2 separate regions of the Homo sapiens genome follow, and region 1 is linked to region 2. A link is a loop called in an ENCODE intact Hi-C map of the cell type or tissue named here. Cell type or tissue: adrenal gland. All regions are shown on one strand.

Region 1 (8,000 bases), 320 kb before region 2:
CAAGAGCAAAACTCCATCTCAAAAAAAAAAAAAAATTATCAGCTGAATTTGAAAATATACAAACTCTATATCAGATTAATATTTTACTAATGAAATGATTTTTTTTTCTTTGAGATGGAGTTTCGCTCTTGTTGCCCAGTCTGGAGTGCAACAGCGCAATCTCGGCTCACCGAACCTCCGCCTCCCAGGTTCAAGCGATTCTCCTACCTCAGCCTCCCAAGCAGCTGGGATTGCAGGCATGCACCACCACGTCCAGCTAATTTTTTGTATGTTTAGTAGAGAAGAGGTTTCTCCATGTTGGTCAGGCTGGTCTTGAACTCCTGACCTCAGGTGATCCGCCTGCCTCGGCCTCCCAAAGTGCTGGGATTACAGGCGTGAGCCACCGCGCCTGGCCTGAAATGATTTTTAAGATGAAATAATAGTAGTTACCACCAATCAGACCATATACTAAGATACTGATTCTCCTAGACCCTTTTAAAAATATATAAAAGTAACATAACCACTACTGATGTCATGTAAAATTTCAAAATGAATATTATGGCCAAAAATCAACATCGTCATCATCATAGTATGCATTTTAACACATTTAGAATCACTGTACTAGACTATGTGCGGTGGCTCATGCCTGTAATCCCAGCACTTTAGGAGGCCAAGGCACGTGGATCACTTGAGGTCAGGAGTTCAAGACCAGCCTGGCCAACATGGTGAAACCCCATCTCTACTAAAAATACAAAAAATTAGCTGGGCATGGTGGCGCACGCCTGTAATCTCAGCTACTTGGGAGGCTGAGGAAGGAGAATTGCTTGAACCCAGGAGGCAGAGGCTGCAGTGAGCCAAGATTATGCCACCATACTCCAGCCTGGGCAACAGAGGGAGACTCCATCTCGAAAAAAAAAAAAAAAAAAAAGACTCACTGTACTAACTAAAACTGCTAGGCACTTTACAGAAATTATTTCTAACCTTCAGACCGACCCTGTAAAATCTGTCTGTGATCTACATTTTACATCAGAGAAGTTAGACATAGAGAGTTTAGGTGGGCCAGGAAGTATTTAGAACTGGGAAATGAACCCAGAATGACCAACTTTAATATCCTAACTCTTCACTAAAATATGCCTTTAGTTCTCTTTCCATGCTTTTTCCTCTTTGAGAGGAAAAACACAAACTATGTATTTGACAGAATATTTATGTATTTATTTTTAACCTTTAAGTTCAGGAGTACATGTGCAGGTTTGTTATATAGGTAAACCCGTGTCATGGCGGTTTATTATACAGATTATTTCATCACCCAAGTATTAAGTCTAGTACCCATTATTTTTCCTGATCCTCTTCCTCCTCCTACCCTCTCTCCGTTTCTCAGTAGGCTTCAATGTCTGTTGTTCCCGTTTGTCCATGCATTCTCATCATTTAGCTCCCACTTACATGTAAGAACATGTAATATTTGGTTCCCACTTACATGTGAGAACATGTAATATTTGGTTTTCTATGTCCCTGCATTAGTTTGCTAAGGATAATGACCTCCAGCTCCATCCATATTCCTGCAAAAGAACATGATCTCATTCTTTTTTATGGCTGTATAATATTTCATGGTGTATTTCTATCTCATTTTCTTTATCCAGTCTATCACTGATAGGCATTTAGGCTGATTCCATGTCTTTGCTATTGTGAATAGTGCTACAATGAACATACACATACATGTGTCTTTATGGTAGAACAACTTATATTCCTTTGGGTATATACCCAGTTATAGTACTCCTGGGTTGAATGGTAGTTCTCTTTTTGGTGAGAGAATATTATACTTAAATGAGAATATGTCACAAAAAATTTCCCACAGTAGACCTCTGCCTATGAAAAAATCATGTAGTAGAATTAGACTCTAGAATCACCTCCTAGGATCAAATTTCAGCCTTCCTACCACTGTTACTCTATGAACATAAGCAAGTTACTTAACCTTTCTGCACTGCACTCCTAATCTATAAAAATCAGGTTTTTTTTAGATCATAAAAAATCAGTTGTAGAGATTAAAGGAAACAATATCTAAAAGGTTTTAGCACAAAGTCTAGCTATAATGTTCAACAAATACTATTAGTATTAATATTATGACTACACTAACAATATTCATAAAGGAGGTATTTAAAGAGATTTTTAAATAATAACTTAAAAATAAGATAAACACACTAAAATACCTCAAGGCATTTAAGAAACAGACTCTCCAAACATGCTCCTTTGTCATCATATAAAATTGCCTGTATGAAAACAAAATAAATGTTAAAAAGGAACAACACAATTATGCTTTTCTTAAACTTCTTCAAGAGGAAATAAGTAATTGTTATATAAGTAATCATATAATGAAAGGATTACATTTGTTGAACTTGGATTTGAAAATTCATCTATTTTGAATGTTTATTATGCATCAGTCTGTTTAAGAGAGTAAAGGCATACATAAAAGAAATTCGGGCAACCCGCTCGGGTCCCCTTCCACGCTGTGGAAGCTTTGTTCTTTCGCTCTTCGCAATAAATCTTGCTACTGCTCAAAAAAAAAAAAAAAAGGAATTCAAGAACTTAATTCCTACCAGGAGGATATTAGAATGAAACTGGGAAGAGGCTGGGCATGGTGGTTCATGCCTGTAATCCCAGCATTTTCGGAGGCCAAAGCAGGTGGATCACTTGAGGTCTAGACCAGCCTGGCCAACATGGCAAAACCCCATCTCTACTAAAAATACAGGCTGAGGCAGGAGAATTGCTTGAACCCAGGTGACAGGGTTGCAGTGAGCTGAGATCACGCCACTGCATTCCAGCCTAGGCAACAGAGTGAGACTCCATCTCAATTAAAAAAAAAAAAATTGGGAAGAAATTATAATTGAAACACATTAAAGGGGACAAACAGGAGACAAGATCATTTTAAGAGATTATTGCAATGGGATGGTATACAGGATGAAGGAGATGATTAGCACTTAAGATATTGACATTTGGGAGGATAAGATAATTATTTATGAGGTATAATGAATAAAACTTGTTAAATGTGAGGGGTAAGGGGGGAAAAAGGATGCTAAGGTGATTACCATTTTCTAGCTTTTCCCTTATGTCTGTAGCCCTTTTTCATAGCAATTTTTCCACTAGCCCTTTTAATATTGGTGTTTCCATCACTTTGGAAAACAGTTTGGCAATTCCTTGAAAGATTAAAGTTCCCACATGACCCAGCAATTCCACTCCTAGGTATATACCCAACAGAAATAAAAACATATATCTATACAAAAACTTGCACATTAATGCTCATAGCAGCATTATTCATAATAGCCAAAAAGTTGAAGTAACCCAAAGGTATATCAACTGTATTATGAATGGATAAATAAAACATGACGTATTGGGCTTGGTACACGGCTCATGGTGTTAAACCCAGATACTCCAGGTACTCTGCAGGCTGAGATGCAAGGATTATCTGAGACCAGAGGTTCAAGATCAATCCAGGGAACGAAGCAAGACTCTATCTCTAAAAAATTTTTTTTATTAGCCAGACATGGTGGTGCAAGCCTAAGTAGTCCCAACTACTTCGGAAGCTAAGGCGGAAGGATTGTTTGAGCCTAAGGGTTTGAGGCTACAGTGAACTATGATTGCACCACTGCAATCCAGCCTGGGTGACAGAGCAAGACCCTGTCTATTTAAAAAAAGAAAATCGCCAGGCGCGGTGGCTCAAGCCTGTAATCCCAGCACTTTGGGAGGCCGAGGCGGCGGATCACGAGGTCAGGAGATCGAGACCATCCTGCTAACACGGTGAAACCCCATCTCTACTAAAAATACAAAAAAATTAGCCGGGCGCGGTGGCAGGCGCCTGTAGTCCCAGCTATTCGGGAGGCTGAGGCAGGAGAATGGCGTGAAACCCGGGAGGCGGAGCTTGCAGTAAGCCGAGATCGCGCCACTGCACTCCAGCCTGGGCGACAGAGCGAGATTCCGTCTCAAAAAAAAAAAAAAAAGAAAAGAAAATCATGCCAGGCGTGGTGGCTCACGTCTGTAATCCCAGCACTTTGGGAGGCTGAGGCGGGCAGATCACCTGAGGTCAGGAGTTCGAGACCAGCCTGACCAACACGGAGAAACCCCGTCTCTACTAAAATACAAAATTAGCCAGCCTTGGTGGCACATGCCTGTAATCCCAGCTACTCAGGAGGCTGAGGCAGGAGAATCGCTTGAACTGGGGAGGTGGATGTTTTGGTGAGCTGAGAACACGCCATTGCACTCCAGCCTGGGCAACAAGAACGAAACTCCGTCTCAAAAAAAAAAAAAAGTTATATGGCAATAAAAAATAAAATATATATGAAGATACATGCTTCAACATGGAAGAACCCTGAAAATATTATGCTAAATAAGACTTATTCACAAAAGACTACTTATTATATAATTTCATTGATGCAAAAATGTCCAGAATAGGTAAATCTAGAGACAGTAAGTAGATTTGTGTTTGCATAGGGCTGGGGGCTGGGTACTGAGTAGTAATTGCCAATGAGTATGAGATTTCTTTTGGTGGTGACAAAAATATGCCAAATTTAAATTGTGCTAATGGCTGCAAAACTGTGAAAATACTAAAAATCACTGAACGGGTGAATCGAAAAGTGTGTGAAGTGTGAATTATATCTCAATAAAGCTGTTAAAAAAATGGTATTCTTGTCCCTCTTTTAATTTGATACACCCTCCCTGAGCACTATCATCCATATAAATCAGATCATGTTATGCTCCTGCTCAAATCATTCCCATGTCTCTACAGCTCCTAAGAATAACAAAAGTTCTTTCCATAGCCAGTGAGGCTTATATAATCCCCTTTATCTCCATTCTCGCCCTTGCTCACTCTGTTCCAACCACACTAATGTCCTTGTTATTGCCTTTCACTAGACATACATATGCATTTAATTTAGTGGTCTGTCTCCTCCACGTTATTTCCATGAAGTCAGGGATTTATTTGTTTTGTTCCCTGCTGTATTTCTTAGAACAGTGTGCAACTCACTCGGATGCCCAAAAAATATTTGTTGAACAAATGAATCCACTCCAATAGTTTCAAATACCATCTAAAAGCCAAGGACTTCCAATCTATACTAGTAGTCAGGAACTCCTTCCAGAGATCTGGGTCTCTACAGCTAATTACGTGAGTGCTTCTGTGATACTTCAAATTTATTTATTTATTTATTTATTTATTTTTCTTTTTTTGAGACTGAGTCTTGCTCTATTGCTCAAGCTACAGTGCAGTGGCATGATCTCAGATCACTGCAACCTCCACCTCCCAGATTCAAGCGATTCTTGGGCCTCAATCTCTTGAGTAGCTGGAATTACAAGCACCCGCCACCATGCCTGGCTCATTTTTATATTTTTAGTAGAGACGGGGTTTCACCACGTTAACCAGGCTGGCCTGGTCTCAAACTCCTGACCTCAAGTGATCTGCCCATCTTGGCCTCCCAAAGTACTAGGATTACAGGCATGAGCCACCGCGCCCAGCCTCAAATTTATTATGTTCAAAATGGAACTAAAAATCTTGATTGTTCCCATTCACTTATTTTTCTTTTTGAAATACTTCATTTTGGGAAATAAATACACAAACCTAAAAGTCATTCTGGATCCTCTTCTCACCTTCTATATCCAAGATCTAAGAGGCTATGCTTTCATAATTTCTCTATAATCATTCTTTTTCTCCATTGCCATTGCAAATGCCTGCTTGGTCAGACCTCCATTAATTTTTGTCTAGATTATTCTACAGCCTCTACTATAAGTCTCTGAAATCCAATCTGACTTTCATCCTACACAACTTTTACACTGCTGCCAAACCAATCTTTCTAAAATACAAATATAGCCGGGCACGGTGGCTCATGTCTGTAATCCCAGCACTTTAAGAGGCCGAGGCGGGTGGATCATCTGAGGTCGAGAGTTTGAGACCAACCTGGCCAACATGGTGAAACCCGTCTCTACCAAAAATACAAAAATTAGCCAAGTGTGGTGGCACATGCTTGTAATCCCAGCTACTCAGGAGGCTGAGGCCCAAGAATCACTTGTGCCCAGGAGGCAGAGGCTGTAGTGAGCCGAGATCGTGCCACTGCACTCCAGCCTGGGTGACAGTGGAAGACTTCTACTCAAAAAAATAGAATAAAATAAAATACAAATATGATATGTCACTCTTCTTCTCATAATTCTTCATTAGCTCCTGGGGCTGAGCATACAAAATTCTTCATGATATTGTTCCTGTCTACCACTTTAGCTTTATACTGCATCATTTCCCAATATGGGGCCTTCATTTCAGCTATATTTAAATGCTTATAGTTCCCCACATTTCGTATCATTTCATACATTCATGTTGTTGGGACTAGGATACAATCTTCAGCTCCCTTCCCCCTAACTTAGCAATTTTGTTTACAAAACAGAACAAAAAATATATATATATGCTTCATCTGGAAAGACTTCTCTGAACCAGAGACAGATCTAAATGTCTCTACCTTGTAATCTCATAGAATCCTAAACAAACATATTATGATCCTTATGCCCTTAGTCAAAAATTAGATAAAAGTCCCTTGAAGACAAGAATTCTAATAACAAACTACCATTCATTGCGTGCTCAGGATGTGGCAGGTACTTCGTTAAGGTCTTTACGTGTTACTTATTTTAATCCTTAAGACAACTTTATGAAGCATCATTTTCCCCATTTTACAAAGAAAGAACAGAGGCACTGAGATTACTCCCCCAAAATTATACATCTAATAAGAGAAGAGCCAGAATTGAAACTGAGGTCTACTTGACATTTGATGCTAACTGCTCTTCTACTCTGCATCCACCTATTTGACTTTTCCCACTGTCTACCAGTAATATGTTGGTTGGTTGATGACTTATTCAGTGGAAGATGAATAACTTTGACAGAATTTAGATAGAGAAAAGGCATAACTAGCAAGAGAAGAATATAAGCAATAGCCTGCATTTAAGATTGAGGGCGTTATTTAGGAAACAGTGAGATAATTAACTTGCCTGGAACATAGAAACTTTCAGGGACTAACTTGAATCTATCTTGTTTTCCTATAACCTACTTGTGTGAGATATATAATGGGCACTCAACAAATGTATGCTATAGTTGAAGATAAAGTTGGATAATAGCACTAGCATGACCATAATAATTTGGAACCAGAAGACAACACAAAGGATATGCAGAATCCAATCAGATGGCTTTTAAATATCTACAAGATTTTAAAGACACTGGATCTAAAGAAAAAGGCAGAATATAAAAGAAAAAGTTATATAGAATAGCATCAGACACTGAATGAATTAGTTTATGTATTTAAAAAAAATATGGATATGCAAAGACCTGAATATTCATCTATTTAAATTAGAAGAATTAATCACATGACTTGAACATAGCGATATTAACTATGAGACCACCACCTTTAAAGAGCATAGACTTGGAGATCCTGTTGTTACTACAATTAAACACAAGGCTCGACATGTCCCTTGGTGATGGTGTTCAAGTTATCCTGATTATCTATAGCCCTGGGTCTCAAATTTCAATCCAAAATCTTATTAGCAGCCTCAGTTCATTGATATGATAACTCCAGTTTACTTGGGTAACAAGTTTTTTACTCAACGTGAAAGTACCCTGTAACTCCTGAAACATTTAGAACTGGATATAGAGATAATGAAGTAATTCGAAACAAAAATATCAATACTTTTGAATTATGATCATGAACAGATTTTAGTTATTGGCCAATCTGACATTAGGTAATCCGATATTTAAAATATTTGAGCCAGGCGCGGTGGCTTATGCCTGTAATCCCAATACTTTGGGAGGCCAAGGCAGGCAGACGGCTTGAGCTCAGGAGTTTGAGACCAGCCTGGCCAACATGGTGAAACCCTGTCTCTACAAAAAATGTAAAAATTGCCAGGTGAGGTGGTGTGTGCCTGTGGTTCCAGCTACTTGGGATGCTGAGGTGGGAGGATCACTTGAGCCTAGGAGGTGGAGGTTGCAGAGAGCAGAGATTGCACCGCTG
Region 2 (8,000 bases):
TAAACTTGGTAACCATCAATCGCTTGCTTCTTCTCTGAATATGAAAGCTGTGGTGAACAAGGTCTTGCTTCCACTCTCACTCCATTTTTGCAGCCCTTAATCTTTCTTTTTCTTTCTCCAGACTTTTGTGAACAGGGGCGTGGCAGAGTCTAAATATGGTAATGAACCTCTCACTCTGAAAACAGATTTAAGCAATGAGATGGGGCTTCAACAGTTAGCTAATTCTTCTTATCCTACATCATAGATGCTAATGTCTCAAATGTAAAACTTGAAAGGCAAGTGTATTCTCTGTGAGAACTCTCTTGTAATAAACTGTAAGTTCTTTTGCTTCTTTCTTTCCTCCTTTCTACCCTCCCTCCCTGCCTCTCTCCATCCCTTCTTTCTACTGCTTGCAAATATGGGCAGTGTCAATAAACAATTTACTCTGAAGATTGAACAATTGCTGAAAAAAATTAGAGTGGTTGGAGAATCAGATTCCTGTTACTGATCTCTTTGCTGTTAATTTTCTCTGTGGCTGTTGTGTGATAGCGGAGGAAGCCTTGACTGTAAGTCATAAGGTCTGGATTTCAGTCCTAAACTCAATTTCTGTATGGTTCTGTCTCCTTACCTTTAAAACAGTCGCATTAGAAATCTAAGGATCTGTTTAGCTCTAACGCTTCTAATTTTATTATATATTTTACTACAGATGTGTGTGTGAGTGTGTATACAAGATGACAATGTCAAGATTAACAGTGTTTCACAAAAATAATAGTAAAATCGAGCCTACATTGTTTTTCTTCTTTCCCCTTTACCTTGTTTTGCTGTAAACATTTGGGGGAGAGGGTAAGGGTAGTGGGAAGAGATTACTTTGAGAGAATATAATTTAGTTTATCTTCTGGCACTCTTGTTAATAATTTTTAATTAAGAAAGCAGAGTTGGTATTCAGTAACAAGCTTTATGGATGCAAACTTAATTTGTATGACAGATGTAATTTAGATGACCTCAGACTAAACAAAATGGAGATGGTTTTTGGTGGTCCTTAATTACAGAAGCCTGAGGTCTATTTTGCAGAATTTTTCAGTCCATTGAACTAATATTTATATCCAGCAAGGACTAAAAAACACATGTATAAAGGTTATCCACATAGCAATCAGGCATTAAATCCTTTCCCCTTACTGGACAAGCCTTTCACTTATTGTTCCAGGAGGGCCTGGCATGCATCCATTTATTATGGCTTTTTCCTAAGTCATAAATGATATATTGTATTAGCTGCTTTGTACCATTCTCTTGTCTATTTGTTCACTATGATCTTATCCACAGACTATGGTACATGTATTTTCATTTCCAGTTAATAAGCAGAGGAAGTGAATTTTGCAGTTGACAGAACTGCCTAACACAATATTTTCTTTAACTTGGGTAAATTAAACTATCCATTAATTAGGAATTTTTAAAAATGTAAACAGCTTACTTCTTTGTGATCAGGATAATAGGAAGTTACTATTAATAATGAATACATGTAATCATTGCTACAGTACATAAAAGATATCCGTAACTCCAAGAGTTTAGGAGCTTATTAACCCTAATTTTGTCTTTTATGTCCATATTCTCCTCTGTCCCACCCCCCTTCCCCATTGGGACCTCTAAATGGGTGGATATCTAGGGTTTGATGAGCAGGCTAGTTGTATGCACATGATAATTGGTATGTGATTCCAGGGTTAAAGTTTAGCATAGAAAAAAAATGAAAAGATTAGCTTGTTTGCAATGAAGAGAGCTGAGGCAGATAACAGAATAAATACATGACTTGTAGAGAATGTAAGAGGGAATGTGAGAGGGAGCTAATCAGTGGACTGACCTTACCTTTAAGGAAAATTATCTAATTCAGGTAGCTCTCCCTCTGAGAGTTGATTATCTTTTAGGAAAAAGTACCTTTCTGAAAAAGGCAGTGTCATATTGACAGTTGACTTTCTTAGACCAAGAGTGTGATAGGCAAGAATTTATATGAGTTATTACAAAATATTTAAGCAACTGTGTATCAGTTAGAATGGGCTACGTTGTGCTGTAGTAACAAATAGCCCCTAACCTTAGTTGCTTACAATCACAAAGGTGTATCTTTTCCTCATACCACATGTATCTTGGGTTGGCAGGGGCTCTGCTCCACATTGTCCTCATTTGAGGCAGAGCTTCCACCATCTGGAATAATGCTGCCTGGCCTGGCAGTAGGAATAAACATGACAAAATATGTTCTGAGTGTGAAAGAGTTCTCCCTAGAAGTGATGCATGTTACTTTGGCTCACATTTCATTGGCCAAAGCAAGTGTAGGAAAGGGCTGTCCCATCTTGTGCCCAGAAGGAGGAGAACCAGAAATACTGGTGAATTGCACCTCTCAAAACCAAAAAGAGTAAATAATATTTCTGACTACCATTTAGTATCAAGATTTTAAAAGTAATAATTAGGTGAGGAAAAATAGACATAGTGCCTCATTACAAAAATTATTTAATAAATCGCAGGGTCAGAGCTACCTTTTCTGATTGGTAACCACAAGCAGTCATTCTAAGAAGCGGACTTGGGAATGCATCTGTACACATCAGTTGGAGGAACCTTGACAAAACCGAAAAGAGTCTATTAATTCCACATAATCCCTGCAAAAAAGGCTTATTTCCTTTGTCACTGGGTAAAATAATTCAACACGAGTACATTGACAGACACAGGACACCACCCCTGCCAAGAATTCAGTTCAACAGACTCCAGTTTGAAAAATATAACCATATAGTCTTTATCATGAGTGATGGTTGTCTTATAATGCCCATTTTACACATGAGGAGCCGAAGCTTTAAGACATTATGTCACCTTTCCCAAGTTACACAGCTCAGAAGTGACAGAGCCTTGCCTAGAACCCATGTTCCTCTGACATCAAAGTGCATGCTCTCATCCATATACTCTGCTACCTTGCAACAAGACTGGCACAGAGAAATACCTGAACCCGGGGTGGTTCAGGAAACAGTGACTGGGAGAGAGTTAGTGTAGCTGAGTCAGCTGGACCCAGGAGAGGAGGCAATGATCTTGTCACTCTGCAAGTAATCATGCTCATAATCTTAGTAGAACAAAGAAGTTGTTTTTAAATTAGTGATTTTCTGGGCTCAGGTTCCAGAAACTCAGTTGCCTTTCCTGAACTTTGAGAGGGGTTTGTTGCCTTTCCTCGGCTTTGAGAGGGGCTTGTTGAGCGGGAGACAGGAATATCCCAGAACACAAACACCAGAGCCTTTCGTGGAAAGGAGCCCATGTCAACAGAGTCTGCATCCCCATGCCTGCCTGTGGTGGGGTGGAGGATGGGGTCGGCTTTCAGGAGCTGGAGCACTGGGGAGTGAGCAAGCTGTGATGCTGTTAGCCTGCCGCCTGTCCTAAGTGCAGCCCAAGTCAGAGCAGAGGTGCAGATGGCCAGGGCTTGTGAGGATTCTTGTAAATTGAAGACTGTCTATAATTTGATTAAGGCGCAGACAGCTAACGGATCTTTAAAGGAGTGTTTAAATCAAATCACCAAACAAGGAAGGTGGAATCTGGGGAGAATTAGAAGGCAAACGTGGTGGTGTTCTCATCAATCAGATGCAGCTGTCCATGCACTATTTCTAACTTACAAATAAATTAAGTTTATACAGGAAACTGGGAGCATATCAGATCAGCTAATTTTGGAATTCATAAGTGTAAAAATCTAATTTTGCTTAAAATTAACTACTAAACAGTGACAGGTACAATGCCAAGTTCTTAGGCAGTTGTTTTGAATCCATATACAACCTTATGAGGTAGGTATGATAATTCTATTTTAGAGGTAAGCTGACTGAAACCTGAAGAGATTATGTAATTTCCCCAAAGTTATAAAGCTAGAAAGTAGTAATGTTCTTCAAACATGTGCTTTCTTTTAAAATGCACTTCCTTAGGTGATTGTGCTCAGTGGATCAATTATTCTTTTAAGTTGAAGAATAACAGCTTTTCTTAAGATCCCTACTCAACCCATATTTTCTAGACAACCTTTGCCAGTTAACTCTGGTATGAAGCTGATGCAGAAACAACAAATCAGTATGATTTTCTCTTGCATGATTCATTCTTGTGAATGGGTATTGCATGCTTGTTGGGTCCATATTTTCTTCACATAATATTTTATTCTCTTTGGGGGTAGGAACCATAACTAAACAGTTATTTAACCCCCATTATTCTTAATGTTATGCCCTTCAATGAATAGCTGATTTTATGAAGCGTAGTTACTTTATGATTAGGCTTTTTATGTCGCTCATTAAGAGATGACTTATGACCAAAATTTTAATGGAAATCTTTGCTTTGGGATCCTGCTATCACCTAAGGTGCTTACAATTTGTTCTGAGTTATGCTACAAAATGACTACAATTATTTACCTATATTTCCATAAGCTTAAAGTTTGGAAAAGCGAAGCATGCAGGCATCTGGACCAAAGCTGCAGAGAGAAGATGACTGAAATTTGCACAAATGAAACTTACAAGTGTATTGTTTTCAGACCATTAGAAGGTATATATTTAATATAGATATATATAATAGAGTTTAGAACATTAATATATAAAATGAAAATAAGTGGGTGCAGTTTCTAGTAACTACCCAGAGAGCTAGGGGGAAGCAGCAGAAAGCATGCAGGGCAAAGACTGTTCCTTAGGCTTGAGTTCACAGCCAGGTGTTTCACTAATAGCTGTGTTACCTTCAGCAATTTATATAATCACTTTGAAACTTACTTAAAAATATTTACTACATGTTGTATGTCATTTGTAACTGCAGTGTTCTTCTTTGGATGAAATGTGTGTTAAACATCTAGACCTAAGCATGCATGCAGTGAACAATGATTACTATTATTACTACTGAAGCCCAACACAGGCTGTTTTGATGTCAGTGAATACAGTGCAGATGTCATCTTTTCCGTATTTCTGGAGAACAGATTTTGGCAAATAGGAGAACCTTAAGATATTCATTAACCTATGACAAGATTTAAAATATTTCGTTCTACTTAGTGCTCTGAGCACTCTTCCCTCCTTGACCCCTGCCATTTTGTAATATGCGCTTCCTAATGTATACATGCAAACCCACAATTATCACTTTCTTCATTTTTCTGTTCAAATTAGAAATCAGAGTAGGGAAAGATGGGAGATGGACAAAAGTGTTTGTAGGTTGTGGGTAATTTCTCGCAGAGGATCAGGTCTGTGCCATCTGTCATGGATACCTGGGCATTAGCAGTCTGTAAGGCTGCTTGAGGGGCTGGCAGCTGCCTTGCCTATTTACAAAAAAAACAGCACTTTGGAGAAGCCATATGTATATATATGATTCCAAGTTATATCTTGAACATGTCTGCTTTCTACATATCATTCATTTGTGAGAGTTGATATAACATTTTAACTGTTTGGATTAAAGTTGAACATGTTTTTTTTTTATGTTTGGATAATGAAAAGTAACAGAAATTGGTAATTAAAGCTGGGTGGGCCCTGATGAAGGAAGAGACAGACAGATCAATGAGCCAGAACAGAATCCGGAAGGAAATTCAATTACATCATAAATGAGTAACTGCCCTGATTCAATGAAGGGGTTGCACACAGAAAACTTTTTATTTTCCCTCAACATTTCATTCAAACAAGCTCTGCCATCTCTTTTTCCTGGCCCTGGCTATCATCTCAAGTCATCTTATAGCTTTTAAATCCCTGTTTTTGGTAATCAAATGGTCTCATTTTCAGATATTAAAAAGTCTAGGCCATATATATCAAAACGTTATTGTTATATGCAGTTTAATGGCTTTGTCTCCTTTCAGCTCAGGTCTGACCTATGATTGCCTCTGCCCCATATTCTCCTTGTTTTTAGATGTTTAGACTTTCTATGGTTGAGGGAATGAGGCTAGTGAGTAGAGAGATAGAGGCAAAGGCATTTTCACCTATTGCTTTTGGTGCTTTCCTGGCTATCAAATGTCCTCTTCATCTCAGGCCTTCAGATGCTGCCTCTTCTCTGATGCCACTGGAGTTCTTTGAAGATCTCCCCTGGGATTTCTCCTATTAACTTTCAGAGTCCCCCTCACCCCTGAGCTTTTACCCTAGGAGGTACAGCTCCAGCCATTTACTGTTGGGGTCCTTTTGCACCAGCAGGCAGCAGTGTTCTTGGGCTGTGCCTGTCAAGTGAAGATGACATAAGCCTAGATATCTGCTTGAATTGTTTCGCTGATTTCATCTTGAAAGAAGGGGCTGGTATCTCTCCAGGTAAGTAAAACTTGCAAACATCTCCAAAGTGGTTCACTTGGTCCCTTCTTTTCCTGCATGGCTTCACTTAGGAAAAACACCAATAAAGCATTCTCTTCCTAAAATTTTCTGTAAATAAACTGTCCTCTTAAGGAGTCTATAAGCTTTTCTAATATGGGATAGGTGTTTAGAATATGTTCAGTAGCTGGGTTTTGTAATCTTTTAATTGCTGTGGAGATGATGGATCTATTGATTATTTTTGGAACTAATGTGGATGCTACTGACTTGTTAACTCAGTTTGGGGCCTCAGCTTAAATTCTGAGCCAACACAAAAGAGTTTAATTCCACATTCTTTTTCAAATGTAATCAAACATGTTGGGGAAATATCTCTGTAAATGACATTGGAATATCTTGCTAACCATTTAGAACAAAAATAATTGATCTCTATTTGGGTACCACACACAAAAATAAATCTGAGATGGATTAAAGATTAAAATGACAAAACTGCTAGTAAAACAAGATATTGTCATCTTGGTCTGGAATAAGCCTTTCTAAATTTGATGCCAAAGGTAAGAAACAAACAGGAAAAAGAATGCCCAATTAGCATTCGTAACAATTAAAAAGTTTCACATGGCATGCACACAACACAAAAGACAAATTTTATAGTGGAGAAATAATTTGCAAAAAGGGTTACTATTCTCAATATATAATGAGATATCATTAAGAAAAATATAAATATGAGAAAAATGAAGGAATTTAGAAGTAGGCAACTCAAAAGAGAAGAAATGCAGTTGATCAATAAACATAATTAGATGTTCAGTCTTGCAAATAATTCACTTTTTTGGTCTGCTTGGAATGCTTTCCCCTTTTCTTCACAATTTTTGTAAACCTGATTCCTTTTCACAAGGGTCTTCAGTCTAATGTCCCTCATCTCTGTAACTCCATGCTTCACTTCTTACCTGCCTCTCTCTATTTGAATATAAGCTTTTTGAGGTCAGATACCTAATCTATGCCTTTTTTCCCCCAGTGCCTATTTAGTGCTTGGCCATAGTAGACTCTCAAATGTTTGTTGAGTAAATGTGTAAATAAATGAAGGAACTGATAGAACGTAAATGGAAACAATTACATACAGTATTTTCCTATTGTATTAAGAAAGGTTAAAAAGTAAGGCTGGGTGCGGTGGCTCACGCCCGTAATCCCAGCACTTTGGGAGGCTGAGGTGGGCGGATCATGAGGTCAGGAGATCGAGACCATCCTGGCTAACACAGTGAAACCCTGTCTCTACTAAAAATACAAAAAATTAGCCTGGCATGGTGGCATGCACCTGTAGCCCCAGCTACTCAGGAGGCTGAGGCAGGAGAATCACTTGAACCTGGGAGGTGGAGGTTGCAGTGAGCCGAGATCATGCCACTGCACTCCAGCCTGGGTGACAGAGCGAGACTCTGTCTCAAAAAGAAAAAAAAAAAAAAGAAAAAAAGAAAGGTTAAAAAATAAAAATACCTAGCATGAGTGAAATAACGTATTATCATTCTTGGAGGTAAAAATTAGCACAGTATTTCGGTAGGAAAATTTGGCAAGTTGAATCAAATTTTAAAATGTGTGCCTCGGCCGGGCGCGGTGGCTCACGCCTGTAATCCCAGCACTTTGGGAGGCCGAAGCGGGCGGATCACGAGGTCAGGAGATCGAGACCATCCCGGCTAAAACGGTGAAACCCCGTCTCTACTAAAAATACAAAAAATTAGCCGGGCGTAGTGGCGGGCGCCTGTAGTCCCAGCTACTTGGGAGGCTGAG

Evidence for each region. Hi-C counts contacts between places; a loop is a spot of excess contacts. Peaks named below come from ENCODE experiments on the same cell type or tissue, not always from the same donor. Only the 100,000 strongest peaks of a DNase experiment are listed, where the experiment ranks them.
Region 1: a loop joins it to region 2, with 3 times the contacts of the local background. A loop is called at or near these places in 77 of 110 quality-filtered maps.

The regions. Positions count from the first base shown.
Region 1 is chr4:112,621,634-112,629,633 of GRCh38, forward strand. ZGRF1 (zinc finger GRF-type containing 1) reads right to left here. Exons shown (of 28, transcript NM_018392.5): 4 at 2,184-2,243. Among named protein-coding and RNA genes, the nearest start is that of ZGRF1, 11 kb to the right of the region's middle. In adrenal gland, no CTCF peak of the experiment used is centred here; no DNase peak of the experiment used is centred here.
Region 2 is chr4:112,942,986-112,950,985 of GRCh38, forward strand. It overlaps a transcript of ANK2 not described here. Among named protein-coding and RNA genes, the nearest start is that of ANK2-AS1, 98 kb to the right of the region's middle. In adrenal gland, no CTCF peak of the experiment used is centred here; a DNase peak (open chromatin) is centred at 3,147.